Linked DNA regions of Homo sapiens: region 2 is linked to region 1. Evidence: read pairs that join two places in POLR2A ChIA-PET (ENCODE). Cell type or tissue: GM12878. All regions are shown on one strand. Each heading gives the region's core, and the rest is flanking DNA. Links, peaks and the distances in the headings are about the cores only.

What was found. Peaks named below come from ENCODE experiments on the same cell type or tissue, not always from the same donor. Only the 100,000 strongest peaks of a DNase experiment are listed, where the experiment ranks them.
Region 2: POLR2A ChIA-PET joins it to region 1 with 7 read pairs; 24 of 35 experiments call an interaction of 5 or more read pairs at or near these places.

What each region holds. Positions count from the first base shown.
Region 1 is chr2:84,916,465-84,922,988 of GRCh38, reverse strand. It overlaps the pseudogene RPS2P17. Among named protein-coding and RNA genes, the nearest start is that of TMSB10, 14 kb to the right of the region's middle. RefSeq lists enhancers at 2,464-2,653, 2,425-3,624, 3,604-3,663 and a cis regulatory region at 2,524-3,112. In GM12878, for the core only: no CTCF peak of the experiment used is centred there; DNase peaks (open chromatin) are centred at 2,698 and 3,368; H3K4me3 peaks cover 692 bases; H3K27ac peaks cover 1,641 bases.
Region 2 is chr2:84,974,010-84,980,533 of GRCh38, reverse strand. The region is part of intron 1 of KCMF1 (potassium channel modulatory factor 1); the gene reads right to left. Among named protein-coding and RNA genes, the nearest start is that of KCMF1, 6.1 kb to the right of the region's middle. RefSeq lists enhancers at 5,017-5,558, 5,559-6,100. In GM12878, for the core only: no CTCF peak of the experiment used is centred there; no DNase peak of the experiment used is centred there; H3K27ac peaks cover 241 bases.

The DNA.
Region 1 (6,524 bases), core at 1,631-5,630:
TCCTGAGAAGCTGGGATTACAGGTGCCCGCCACCACACCCAGCTAATTCTTTGTATTTTCAGTAGAGACAGGTTTTCACCATGTTGGCCAGGCTAGTCTCGAACCCCTGACCTCCCACCTTGATCCACCCACTTTGGCCTCCCAAAGTGCTGGGATTGCAGGTGTAAGCCACCAAGCCTGGCCTAAGAATAAATTTATTATGAGTAGACTCATGCAATTATGGAGGCTGAGGAGTCCCACAATCTGCTTTCGACAAGCTGGAGACCCAGGAAAGCCTGGGCTATAATTCAGTCTGGGTCCAGAGACCTGAGAACCAGAGGAAATGATGATATGAATCTCAGTTTTGAGGCGGCAGAAGATAAAAGATGTCCCAGTTCAAGCAATGAGGCCGCATAAATACTGGGGAGGGCAATCTACTGGGCCCACCAGTTCAAATGCAATTCTCATCCAGAAACACCCTCACAAATATACTCAGAAACAACGTTTAATCTGGGTCCACTCAAATTGACCATAAAATTAACCATCACAGGCTCATACCAAGATGAGCATATTTTGGCTGGGTGCAGTGGCTCACTCCTATAATCCAGCACTTTGGGAGGCCGAGGCGGGTGGAGCACCTGAGGTTGGGCATTCAAGACCAGCCTGACCAACATGGAGAAACCCTGTCTCTACTAACAATACAAAATTAGCCAGTCTTGGTGGCACATGCCTGTAATCCCAGCTACTTGGGAGGCTGAGACAGGAGAATTGTTTGAACCGGGAGGTGGAGGTTGTGGTGAGCTGAGATCGCACCATTCCACTCCAGCCTGGGCAATGAGCGAAACTCCATCTCAAAAATAAAAAATAAATAAAAATAAAGATGAGCATATTTTGCTTTACCAGTTAATATGCTGAATTATGACAACAGATTTCCTAGTATTGAAATTTTATTGCATCCTTGGAATAAACCTTATTTGGCCATGTTTTGTTATTGTAATATACTTTTTTGATTAAATTTACTAGTATTTTATTTAGAAGTTTGCAACAATATTCACAGTAGATTTTGTTTTCAGGATCATATTTGCTTTGTAAATGTTTTGGAAGGCATGTTAGAGTGCTCCAGAGAGAAAGAGCCAATAGGATATGTATATATACAGTTGGCTTCTCATATCCAGGGTTTCTACATCAGGGAATTCAATTAATTGTGGATTGAAAATATCTGGGAAAAAAGCTTTTATACTGAACATGTATAGACTTTGTTTTCCTTGTCATTATTTCCTAAACAATACTGTTTAACAACTATTTGCATAGCCTTTACATTGATATTATAAATAATCTCGAGATGATTTAAAGTGTACTGGAGGATGTGCATAGGTTATATGCAAATACTATGCCATTTTATAGCAGGGATTTGACCATCTCTGGATTTTGCTATCTGCAGGGAGATAAGAATTCCTGTCCTACAGGATATATAACAAAATAGTGATTGTTTTAAGACGCTAAGTCTTGGAGTTATTTGATATGCAGCAATAAGCCAGAACAAAATGTGTTTAAGAATATAGTTTGGCCGCGCACGGTGGCTCATGCCTGTAATCCCAGCACTCTGGGAGGCCGAGGCGGGTGGATCACCTGAGGTCAGGAGTTTGAGACCAGCCTGACCAACGTGGTGAAACCCCGTGTCTCCTAAAAATACAAAAAATTAGCCAGGCATGGTGGCGGGCACCTGTAATCCCAGCTACCTGGGAGGCTGAGGCAGGAGAATCGCTTGAAACTAGGAGGCAGAGATTGCAGTGAGCTGAGATCATGTCATTACACTCCAGCCTGGGCGACAGAAAAAGACTCTGTCTCCAAAAAAAAAAAAAAAAAAAAAGAATATGGGCCGGGCACAGTGGCGCATGCCTGTAATCCCAGCACTTTGGGAGGCCGAGGCGGTCAGATCACGAGGTCAGGAGATCGAGACCATCCTGGCTAACATGGTGAAACCCCGTCTCTACTAAAAATACAAAAAAAAAAAAAATTAGCTGGGTGTGGTGGTGGGCGCCTGTAGTCCCAGCTACTCAGGAGGCTGAGGCAGGAGAATGGCATGAACCCGGGAGGCAGAGCTTGCAGTGAGCCGAGATCGCACCACTGCACTCCAGCCTGGGTGACAGAGCGAGACTCCGTCTCAAAAAAAAAAAAAAAAAAAGAATATGATAGTCCTAGCTACTTGGGAAGCTGAGATGGGAGGATAGCTTGAGCCCAAGAGTTCAAGGCCAGCCTGGGCAACATAACCTGGAACCCATCTCCCATAGATATGAGGGGCGACTGTATATAGATATATGAGAGGGGATTTATTAGGGGAATTGGCTCATGAGATTAGGGAGGTGAAAAGTCCCACGACAGACTGTCTGTAAGCTGGAGACCGTGGAATACCACAGTGGGGCTCAGTTCAAGTCCTAAAGTCTCAGAACCAGGGCAGCTGATAGTGTAATTCTCAGTCCAAGGCCAAAGGCCAAGAACCTGGGGGCTGCTAATGTAAGACCCAGAGTCCAAAGGCCAGGGAGCCTGCAGTTCTGATGTCCAAGGTCAGAAGAAGAAGGATGGCCCAGCTTCAGGAGAGAGAAAAAAAGAATTTGCCTTTTCTCTGCCTTTTGGTTCTATCTGGGCCCACAGCCAATTGGATGTTGTCCGCCCACACTGAGGGCAGATCTTCCTCAGTCAGCCCACCCACTCACATGCCAATCTCCTGTGAAAACACCCTCACAGACACACCTAGAAAGAATGCTTTACCAGCTCTCTAGGTTCTCGACTCCCCACTTTATTCAGTTTTGCTTTCTGTAGTTTTAGTTACTCCTGGTCAACCTTGGTCTGAAAATATTAAATTAAAAATTCCAGAAATAAACAATCCGTAAGTTTTAAATGGCTCATCGTTCTGTGTAACATGATGAAATCTCATGGCATTCCACTCTGTCCCTCCCAGGATGTGACTCATCCCTTTGTCCAGTGTTTCCACGTTGTATACACTACTCACCCGTTAGCTAGTCTCTTAGCAGCCATCTCAGTTACGAGTGACTGTCACAGCATCACAGTGCTTGTGTTCAACTGTTTAATTGTTCTATTTTATTATTAGTTGTTAATCTCTTACTGTGCCTAATTTATAAATTAAACGTTATCATAGGTGTGTACAGGGTTCGGTACATGTGTGGCTTCAGGCATCCACTGGGGATCTTGGAACATACCCTCCATGGATAAGGGGAGACTAGTGTATTACTTAATCAAGTCAAGTTGACAGCTAAAATTAACCATCACAGGAAGCATATGTCCTTTTCTAACTACTGAAACAAATTTTGAGGTATTGAAGTTATTGCTTTCTTGCAGCTTTGAAAGCAATCGTCTGTGAAACCATCTGGGCCTGGCACTCTTCTAAGTGGTAACAATGTGTGGGTGTGCACGCGTGCGCATGTGTGTATGTGTGTATGTGTCAGAGAGAGAGAGAGAGACATTATTCGGTGCATAGATTTATGGCTGATTTAAAAATATTGGACTGTCTGGCCAGGCATGGTGGCCCACGCCTGTAATCTCAGCACTTTGGGAGGCCAAGGCGGATGGATTACCTGAGGTCAGGAGTTTGAGACCAGGCTGGCCAACATGGTGAAACCCCATCTCTACTAAAAATACAAAAATTAGCCGGGCATAGTGGCGCAGTACCTGTAGTCCCAGCTACTCCGGAGGCTGATGCAGGAGAATTACTTGAACCTGGGAGGCGGAGGTTGCAGTGAGTCGAGATGGCACCACTGCACTCCAGCCTGGGTGACAGAGTGAGACTCTGTCTCAGGAAACAAAAACACGACCAGGCGTGGTGGCTCACGCTTGTAATCCCAGCACCTTGGGAGGCTGAGGCAGGCGGATCACCTCAGGTCAGGAGTTCAAGACCAGCCTGGCCAACATGGTGAAACCCCATCTCTACAAAAATACAGAAATTAGCTGGGCATGATGGCAGGTGCCTGTAATCCCAGCTACTTTGGAATCTGAGGTGGGAGAATCGCTTGAACCCAGGAGGGGGAGGTTGCAGTGAGCTGAGATGGTACCATTGCACTCTAATCTGGGTGACAGAGAGACTCCGTCTCAAAACAAAAACAAAACAAAACAAAAAAAGAAAACAAAAACAAACAAAAACCCAGTGACTTATATATCATAATAGAAGCTTATTCATCTTCCTGATAAAGATTAAAGATGTCTGGAAGGAGTAGTCCACGCCTGGTATAGCAACTCTGAGATCCCAGTCACCTTAATGCTTTCTGCTGCACCATCCTACATCAGTTTCCATCCCTAGTGTCATTTCGTGGCCCTGGGTGGGAGTGGGAGCTGGGCTTCTGCATTCAGTGGTCCTTGTGGTGGGCCAGGCCTGGCATGGGATGTACTGGTGCCCAGATCCAAGGAGAAAATGTCTGCTAGAAGCCAGGTGCCTGTGCAGATGAAATGGAAAAAAAAAAAAAAAACCTCAAACAGTGTGATGGTTAATTTTATGTGTGAACTTGGCTATGGTGTCAGCTATTTGGTCAAACACTGTCTAGATATTGTTGTGAAGGCATTTTGTAGATGTAATTAACATGTTCAATTAGTTGACTTGAAGAAAAGGAGATAGTCTTTGTGGGTGAACCTCATCCAATCAGTTTAAGGTCTTCAGAGAAAAAACTGCAGTTTCTCTGAGAAGAAGGACTTCTATCTTACGACTATAATATGGAAGAACTGCTTGAATTTCCATCTTGATGACCTGTCCTATGGATTTCAGACTTGTTAACCCCTGCAATCATCTGACCCAATGATACAGGAGTTAAAAAGAAATTATTTAGGCAGAGAGTGAGGGGAAGGAAGTCCTCGGTAAGGTTTTCCTTTTAATGAAAAGCAGCCCCCATATCATTTTCTTTTCTAACAAAGAGCAGCCTGTAAAATTGAGCTGCAGACATAGACAAGCAAGCCAGAAGCCTGCGTGGGTGAATGCTGGCAGTTATGACAATAGGAAAATGTTACCTGGAACTAGGCAAATTCAAAATGGCGCTCCACCTTCCCTTCTCTTTGCCAGCCATGTGTACAGTAAGGAGCAGACAACATGGTGACCACCAAATGGAAAGCCCATTTTCACAATAAGATTAGGATGGGGTGGCCAGCCTTCCTGAGCACTACGTAAGCGTCACACCTGGTCCAACCAATCTGTGGGCCCTACGCAAATCAGACACCACCTCTGCAAGCCTGCGGAGCACTCCCATTCTGGGCCAGATTTCCCATTTGGAATTCCCTCTCTCTCGCAAGATAGAGAGCTGTTCTCCTTTCTCTTTCTTTTGCCTAGTAAACCTCGGCTCCTAAACTCACTCATTGTGTGTGTCCGTGTCCTTGGCATGAGACGAGGAACCCCAAGTATTTACCCCAGACAAAAACAACAACGGCACTTCACCAATTTCTTAAAATCTCTTTCACTCCGTGTGTGTGTGTGTGTGTGTGTGTGTGTGTGTGTGTATCTCCTATTGGCTCTGTTTCTCTGGAAAACCCTGATAGAACCAACGAATAATTTGGGGACTCAGGAACCACTTTAGCTATTACTATTGATGTCAACACATTCCAAGGCCTGTTTACACAATCCCTGAAATTCAGCTTCCTTACTCAGCCCCCAAGCCATGTTGCTGGGTTGCATGCACCATGGCTTTCAGCCTAGACTGTGTGAGCGGTAACTATTATTGTGTCCATGGTTTGGTTTTCTATTCACTTTAATGGATCGTTCTAAAGGTAAATGTTTCCTGAATAGCCCAGTTTACTAGCTTTTATTTATTTCTTCAAAATTAGGGCACAAGATAAAATAATTTCATGATAGGTTAAATCCATTGTTGGTTTAGACCACATGCGTGATCTTCCACAGAGTTGGACTGAGTACTACTTATATATTACTCTCTCTCTCTCTTTGGAGACAGGGTTTCACTTACTTGCCCAGGCTAAGTAGAGTGACGCGATCATGGCTCACTGCAGCTACCACCTCCCAGGTTCAAGTGATCGTTCTACCTCAGTCTTCCAAGCAGCTAGAACTATGGGCATGTGTCAAGATGGCCAGCTAATTTTTGTCTATTTTTTGTAGAGATGCCAGTGGGCGGGGGGTGTCTCACTATGTTGCCCATGCTGGTCTCCAACTCCTGGACTCAAGTGATCCACCTGCCTCAGCCTCCCGAGGTGCTGGGATTACAGGCATGAGCCACTGTGTCCAGTCCACTCTTTCTTTTTTAAAAATCTATTTTCTGTGAATGATGAAATATTCGGATTCTTATTTAAAAAATTTTTTTTTCAGGCTTAATTCACTTTATTTTTCTTGTATAAAAACCCTATGTTGTAGCCACATCTGAAGCCTGGGTCCGCTGCACCGAGACTCTGGTGTGGGTCTTGACGAGGTGGTCAGTGAATTCCTGATAGGGAGACTTGGTAAATACAGTCTCCTTCCAGAGGTCGGGGGTCAGGTAGCTGTAGGTCTTAGAGATGGCATCAAAGGTGGCCTTGGCGAAGTTGCCCAGGGTGGCAGTGCAGCC
Region 2 (6,524 bases), core at 1,302-5,301, 58 kb before region 1:
GTTAACAAACACCAAGAGGGCCATCAGGGATGTAGCAGAGAGGGAATGGTGGAAGGTGCCTAACAAGGCAATTCATTCATCTCTTGTTCATTTCATTGGGCAGTGTTTTCACTTCCTGGTACCCAGCTCTCAAGACATTCCATCAGGCGTGAGAGCTGGTTTTCTGTTTCCAACATCCTGTAGCTACAGATCCATTTCCAAGCTTCACACCCACCTTGCCTGTCTTTCCTCTGCCAACACCCACCTGGCCACTGGTCCTTACCAACCCAAGAACAGCCTATCTTTTCCTGGCTCCTCACTTCCTTCTCATGTAATCTAGGTAATATGTTCCTTTAGGAAACTGTCTGCCTTATCCCAGATCTTTAACATAAATCAAGACATGGCTAACATATAAAAATAACTGGCTGGGCGCAGTGGCTCATGCCTGTAATCCCAGCACTTGGGAGGCTGAGGTGGGCAGATCACCTGAGGTCAGGAGTTCAAGACCAGCCTGACCAACATGGAGAAACACCATCTCTACTACAAAAAAAAAAAAAATACAAAATTAGCCGGGCGTGGTGGCGCATGCCTGTAATCCCAGCTACTTGGGAGGCTGAAGCAGGAGAAACACTTGAACCCGGGAGGCAGAGGTTGCGGTGAGCCGAGATCGCGCCACTGCACTCCAGCCTGGGCAACAATAGTGAAACTCGGTCTCAAAAAAAAAAAAATTACCAAATTTTAAGATGCTCTGATCTGTATACTGCTTACGGGTTCTTTTCTCAATTTTAATGAATAACTTCAAAGACTGAAAAAATACCTTATAATTTTAAGGAAATGAAAAACATCATGGTCCTTAGCACAACACTAAAATTAATTAAAAAATTAATCTTCTATAAAAAAAGACTTTTATTAGGAACAGCATTCTACTTTTAACTTTTATGAATATGCAGTTTAGGGAGCGCTTCCTTTGAGTCCATATGCATGAAAGTAGCCCCACAGCTATATTTATAAAGTGATTTTTTTTTTTTTTTTAGACAGAATTTCGCTCTTGTTGCTCAGGCTGGAGTGCAATGGGTGATCTCAGCTCACTGCAACCTCCGCCTCCTGGGTTCAAGAGATTCTCCTGCCTCAGCCTCCCGAGTAGCTGGGATTACAGGCGCCTGCCATCACGCCCAGATATTTTTTTGTATTTTTAGTACAGATGGGGTTTCACTATGTTGGCCAGGCTGGTCTCAAAATCCTGACCTTAAGTGATCCACCCATCTTGGTCTCCCATGGGATTACAGGCATAAGCCACAGCGCCCAGCTCATAAAGTGATTTAAAAAACATTATTTCTAGGATAATTCAATGACAGCTTAGCCTTCACTAAAAACTTTTGGAGCTTCTAGTTTAAAAACAAAAAAAACATGGCCAGGCGCGGTGGCTCACACCTGTAATCCCAGCACTTTGGGAGGCAGAAGGGGGAATCACTTGAGGTCAGGAGTTCGAGACGAGCCTGGCCAATATGGTGAAATCCCATCTCTACTAAAAATACAAAAATTAGCCAGGCACGGTGGCTCATGCCTGTATCCTAGCACTTTGGGAGGCTGAGGTGGGCAGATCACCTGAGGTCAGGAGTTCGAGACCAGCCTGACCAACATGGACAAACCCTGTCTCTATAAAAACACAAAATGAGCCAGACATGGTGGCGCATGCCTGTAATCCCAGCTACTCGGGAGGCTGAGGCAGGAGAATCGCTTGAACCCAGGAAGTGGAGGTTGTGGTGAGCTGAGATCGCGCCATTGCACTCCAGCCTGGGCAACAGGAGCGAAACTCCATCTCAAAAAGCAAACAAACAAAAATTAGCCAGGCATGGTGGTACATGCCTGTAATGCAGCTACTTGGGAAGCTGAGGCAGGAGAATTTATTGAACCTGGGAGACAGAGGCCACAGTGAGCCGAGATCATGCCACTGCACTCCAGCCTGGATGACAGAGTGAGACTCTGTCTCAAAAAAAAACCCAAATACATTGTGCACATGTACCCTAAAACTTAAAGTATAAAAAAAAAAAAACCCAAAAACCAAAAGACAAAAAACCTAGGCAAATATATATGATAGATATCATAAAGTTGATGTTTTGAAAATAAGTTATGATGCATGGATTTCTTTTAAAAAGGTTGCAAAGCTTAATATGAAGGGGTCTGTTTAGTTATTTCACATCATAAGTTTCATAAGCTGCTACTGTGAAAAAGTTACCATCTTACAAGACTGCTGCTAAGGCTGGGCACGGTGGCTCATGCCTGTAATCCTAGCACTTTGGGAGGCCGAGGCGGGTGGATGACCTGAGGTCGGGAGTTCAAGACCAGCCTGACTAACATGGAGAAACCCTCTATCTACTAAAAATACAAAATTAGCTGGGTGAGGTGGCGCATGCCTGTAATCCTAGCTACTCGAGAGGCTGAGGCAGGAGAATCACTTGAACCTGGGAGGCGTAGGTTGCGGTGAGTTGAGATCGCCTCATTGCACCCCAGCCTGGGCAACAAGAGCGAGGAAAGAAAAAAAAAAAAAGATTGCTGCTAAAACATCTTAAAATCTCAGACTAAAAGGAATCTCTTCCAAATTGAGTTCCCAATTTGAAACAAGAACATGTAGTTATGTTTTACTACATTTTAACTTAAACATGAATATAAAAATATGGGAAAATGAGCTTCAAAATGAACTTTAAATGAAATTATGAAATCAAAGACCCCAGAAATTAAAATGTGATTCATTTTCCCATAAATTTACATTCTTATATATTCTCTATTGAAAGTCAAGGTAAATGTAATTTACGATTTATTCAAACTGAAAAAGTTGCTGGGCATGGCAGCTCACACCTATAATCCCAGTACTCGAGAGCTGAGGTGGGAGAATCACTTGAGCCCAGGAGTTTGAGACCAGCCTAGGCAATACTGGAAGATCCAGTCTCTACAAAAAAGAAAAAAAAAAAAAGTCGGGTGTGGGGCGCACACCTGTGGTCCGACCTGCTATGGAGGCTGAAGTGGGAGGATTCTTTGAGCCTGCGAGGTCAATGCTGCAGCGGGCTATGCTGGTGCGCAGCATGGGCGACAGAGACCCTGTCTCAAAAACAAAAAACGAACTGAAAAAGTCTTAAGAATGTCATAATCTGTTAACAGATTACAGTTAAAGTACAATAAGTTGTAAGAAGACCTGATGGTAAGGATCTTATCAGTGGGAGTCCACTTACATTTCTATAGGGAGGCAAAAGGCACTGCATTAAAATCACATGCTAATTACCAATCTTGGCTTTGCAGTCCCCAAATCCCAAAACCAAATTATTTCTGTCTATATGTGTGCTTCAGTGGCAGATAACATTTTTTGAGAAGAGAAAATTAAGGCTAGGAGCAATGGCTCACACCTGTAATCCCAACACTCTGGGAGGCTGAGATGGGAGGATCACTTGAGCCTGGGAGATGGAGGTTGCAGTAAGCCAAGATCCCACCAATGTACTCTACTCTAGCCTGGGCAACAGAGAGTAAAAAAAAATAATTATAAAAAAGGAGAGAGAGAGAGAAAATTAGAATCTACTAAGAAAAGAGTGGTACAACTTTCAAAAAGTTGGAGCTGCCATTCTACAATGTATACATATTTCAAAACATCATGTTATACATGATAAATATATACAATTTTTGCCAATTAAAAAAATAAAAACAAAAAAAGTTGGGACTAAGTAGATTAATGGCCTACGTAGTCTTGTATTTTACATTTTAAAAATAAATAGTATCAGATACTTCTGAAACTAGCATAACAATATGACCACCTGCTCATTTATCCACTATCATTTTTACATGTGAAAATCTTCAAAAAGCTAGAGAAATTATAAATCAGATAAAGATAAGGACTCTACTTGAAATCTCAATTTGTTTTTTTTTGTTTTTTTTTTTTTAAAGAAATAGGGTCTCTCAGCCTCCCATCTAGCTGGGACTACATGTGCACATCACTGCAACCGGCTTGAAATCTCAAACAATTTTACCCAAAATCAAAAGTAGCCCAGAAAGAGTTAAGAAGGTGCTGGGCGTGGTGGCTCATACCGGTAATCCCAGCACTTTAGGAGGCTGAGGTGGGTGGATCACTTGCGGTCAGGAGTTCGAGACCAGCCTGGCCAACATGGTGAAACCTGTCTCCACTAAAAATAGAAAAATTAGCCAGTAGCAGTGGCAGGTGCCTATAATCCGAGCTACTCGGGAGGCTGAGGCAGGAGAATCACTCGAACACAGGAGGTGGAGGATGTAGTGAGACAAGATCACGCCACTGCATTCCAGCCTGGGCGACAGAGCGAGACTCTGTCTTTAAAAAAAAAAAAAAAAAAAGGAGTTAAGAAGGCACTCAAGAAAAAAGTGCTAGAATCACAGTAGAGTACCTCTCTGAAATTTGACAAAATTAGTAAAAGTTGGCAATTACTTTGTCATCAGTGTTTATCCCTTCCTTATGGCATGTTTCACAATGCACTGTGGAAGCTACGTAAAAAATGCATCTTCCTTGCCAGACTTAAAGTAAGGAGCTGCATCTTATTCACTTAGCCCCACATTCCTTGGAACCTAGCAGACTGCCTTACACATAGTAGTGACTGAAAGGTTGAATGATTTAAGGCGACACATGTACCTAGATCCAGGTAATCAATTAGGCTCTAATCTATGCAAGAACATTCATGATTTCATTTTAGCTAATAAGCAGCGAGCAATTTGTTAAGTTGCTTTTTTTTATTTGGAAAGCTTTAAAAGTAGATTTTAAGCTCTGAATAACATACTTACATTTTAAATGTATTTGAAAGTATGATAGTGAGACATTTTAAAAAATACATCAAGATAAAAAATGATTGGGTTCACTGTGAACTAGACAGTGTTGGCAGGGTGAACACAAAGTGGGTGCTAAAGTCTATAAAATGTTAACATGACAAGAACACCACAAAGTGAGTTAAAAGTGGCCCTACAATTCTCACTGGAAAAGTATTAACGGGCAAGCAGGAAAAATGTAGGGTACTGCCATCTCCACTAAGGGTCTGTAGGGTGGGGAGCCTGTTGTCCACTCCTGAGGAACAATTATTTCCATTCCTCATGGTGCTGCTGAAAAGTGAAGTACGGAGGAGCTGGTTCAGTCTGTGAACTCATTTCCCATCACCCAAAGAAAATGACGGAATCCCAAGCTGACTGGGCCCCTTCTAGACTCTTGATAGTTCAAGCTCTATCAACTCTCTAAAGCGCCAGTCTAGGGCAGAGGTAAAGTAAGGCAAACTACAGCCCTCAGGCCAAATCCAACCACCACTTTTTTTTTTGGAGATGGATTCTCACTCTGTCGCCCAGGCTGGAGTGCAGTGGCACGACCTCAGCTCACTGCAACCTCCACCTCCTGGGTTCAAGCAATTCTCTGCCTCAGCGTGAGCCACCACGGCCGGTCCACCACCAGCTTTTATATAGCCCGAAAGTTAAGAATGGTTATTTGTATTTTTGAATGGTGGGGGTGTCAAATGACAAATCATATTTCATGACACATGAAAATTATATGAAATTCGGCCAGGTGCGGTGGCTTACGCCTGTAATCCCACCACTTTGGGAGGCCGAGGCCGGCGGATCACGAGGTCAGGAGTTTGAGACCACCCTGGCCAACATGGTGAAACCCCATCTCTACTAAACGAAATACAAAAATTAGCCGGGCGCAGTGGTGGGCGCCTGCAATCCCAGCTACGCGGGAGGCTGAGGCAGGAGAATCACTTGAACCCGGGAGGTGCAGGTTGCAGTGAGCCAAGATCACGCCACTGCACCCTAGCCTGGGCAACAGAGCAAGACTGTGTCTCAAAAAAAAAAAAAAAAAAAAAAAAAAAAAAAATATATATATATATATATATATATATATATATATGAAATTAAAATGTCAGTGTCCACAAATAAAGTTTTAATTGGAACAGAGCCATGATCTTTCAATTACAGGTTGTCTATAGCTGCTTTCGTACTATTACAGCTCCGCCAAGCCTGCAATGTTTGCCACCTAGCCCTTTACAGAAGAAGCATGCTGAACCCGGGACTAGAGCATCTCTCTATGCTCCTGGTTGCATTGCCTTTCTCAGAGGCACTGCTTCACAAGGTTGAGCCTTCAAGCTTGACAGGTGTCCATCTCAGGACTGTGTCATCCAAAGTTACATTAATAAAATCATAGGATTTAGTGTAATTCATTAGGGTGGGTACAAAGACAAAGTAACATATTACCTGCACACATAAGGCCCTGAAAAGGAAGCACCAAGCAAGTACAACATGATAGGCTTGTTCAAACCTTTTACCAGACTATTATATCCAGTTCAGGATCACACTACTGAAAGGAAATGAGAACTACAGAGAATTTGGAGGTGGACAGATGACTGAGAGTGCAAAAATTACACCACTAAAGAAACACGGAGGCTGGGCGTGGTGGCTCACGCCTGTAATCCCAGCACTTTGGGAGGCCAAGGCGGGTGGATCACCTGAGGTCAGGAGTTCAAGACCAGCCTGACCAACATGATGAAACCCGATCTCTA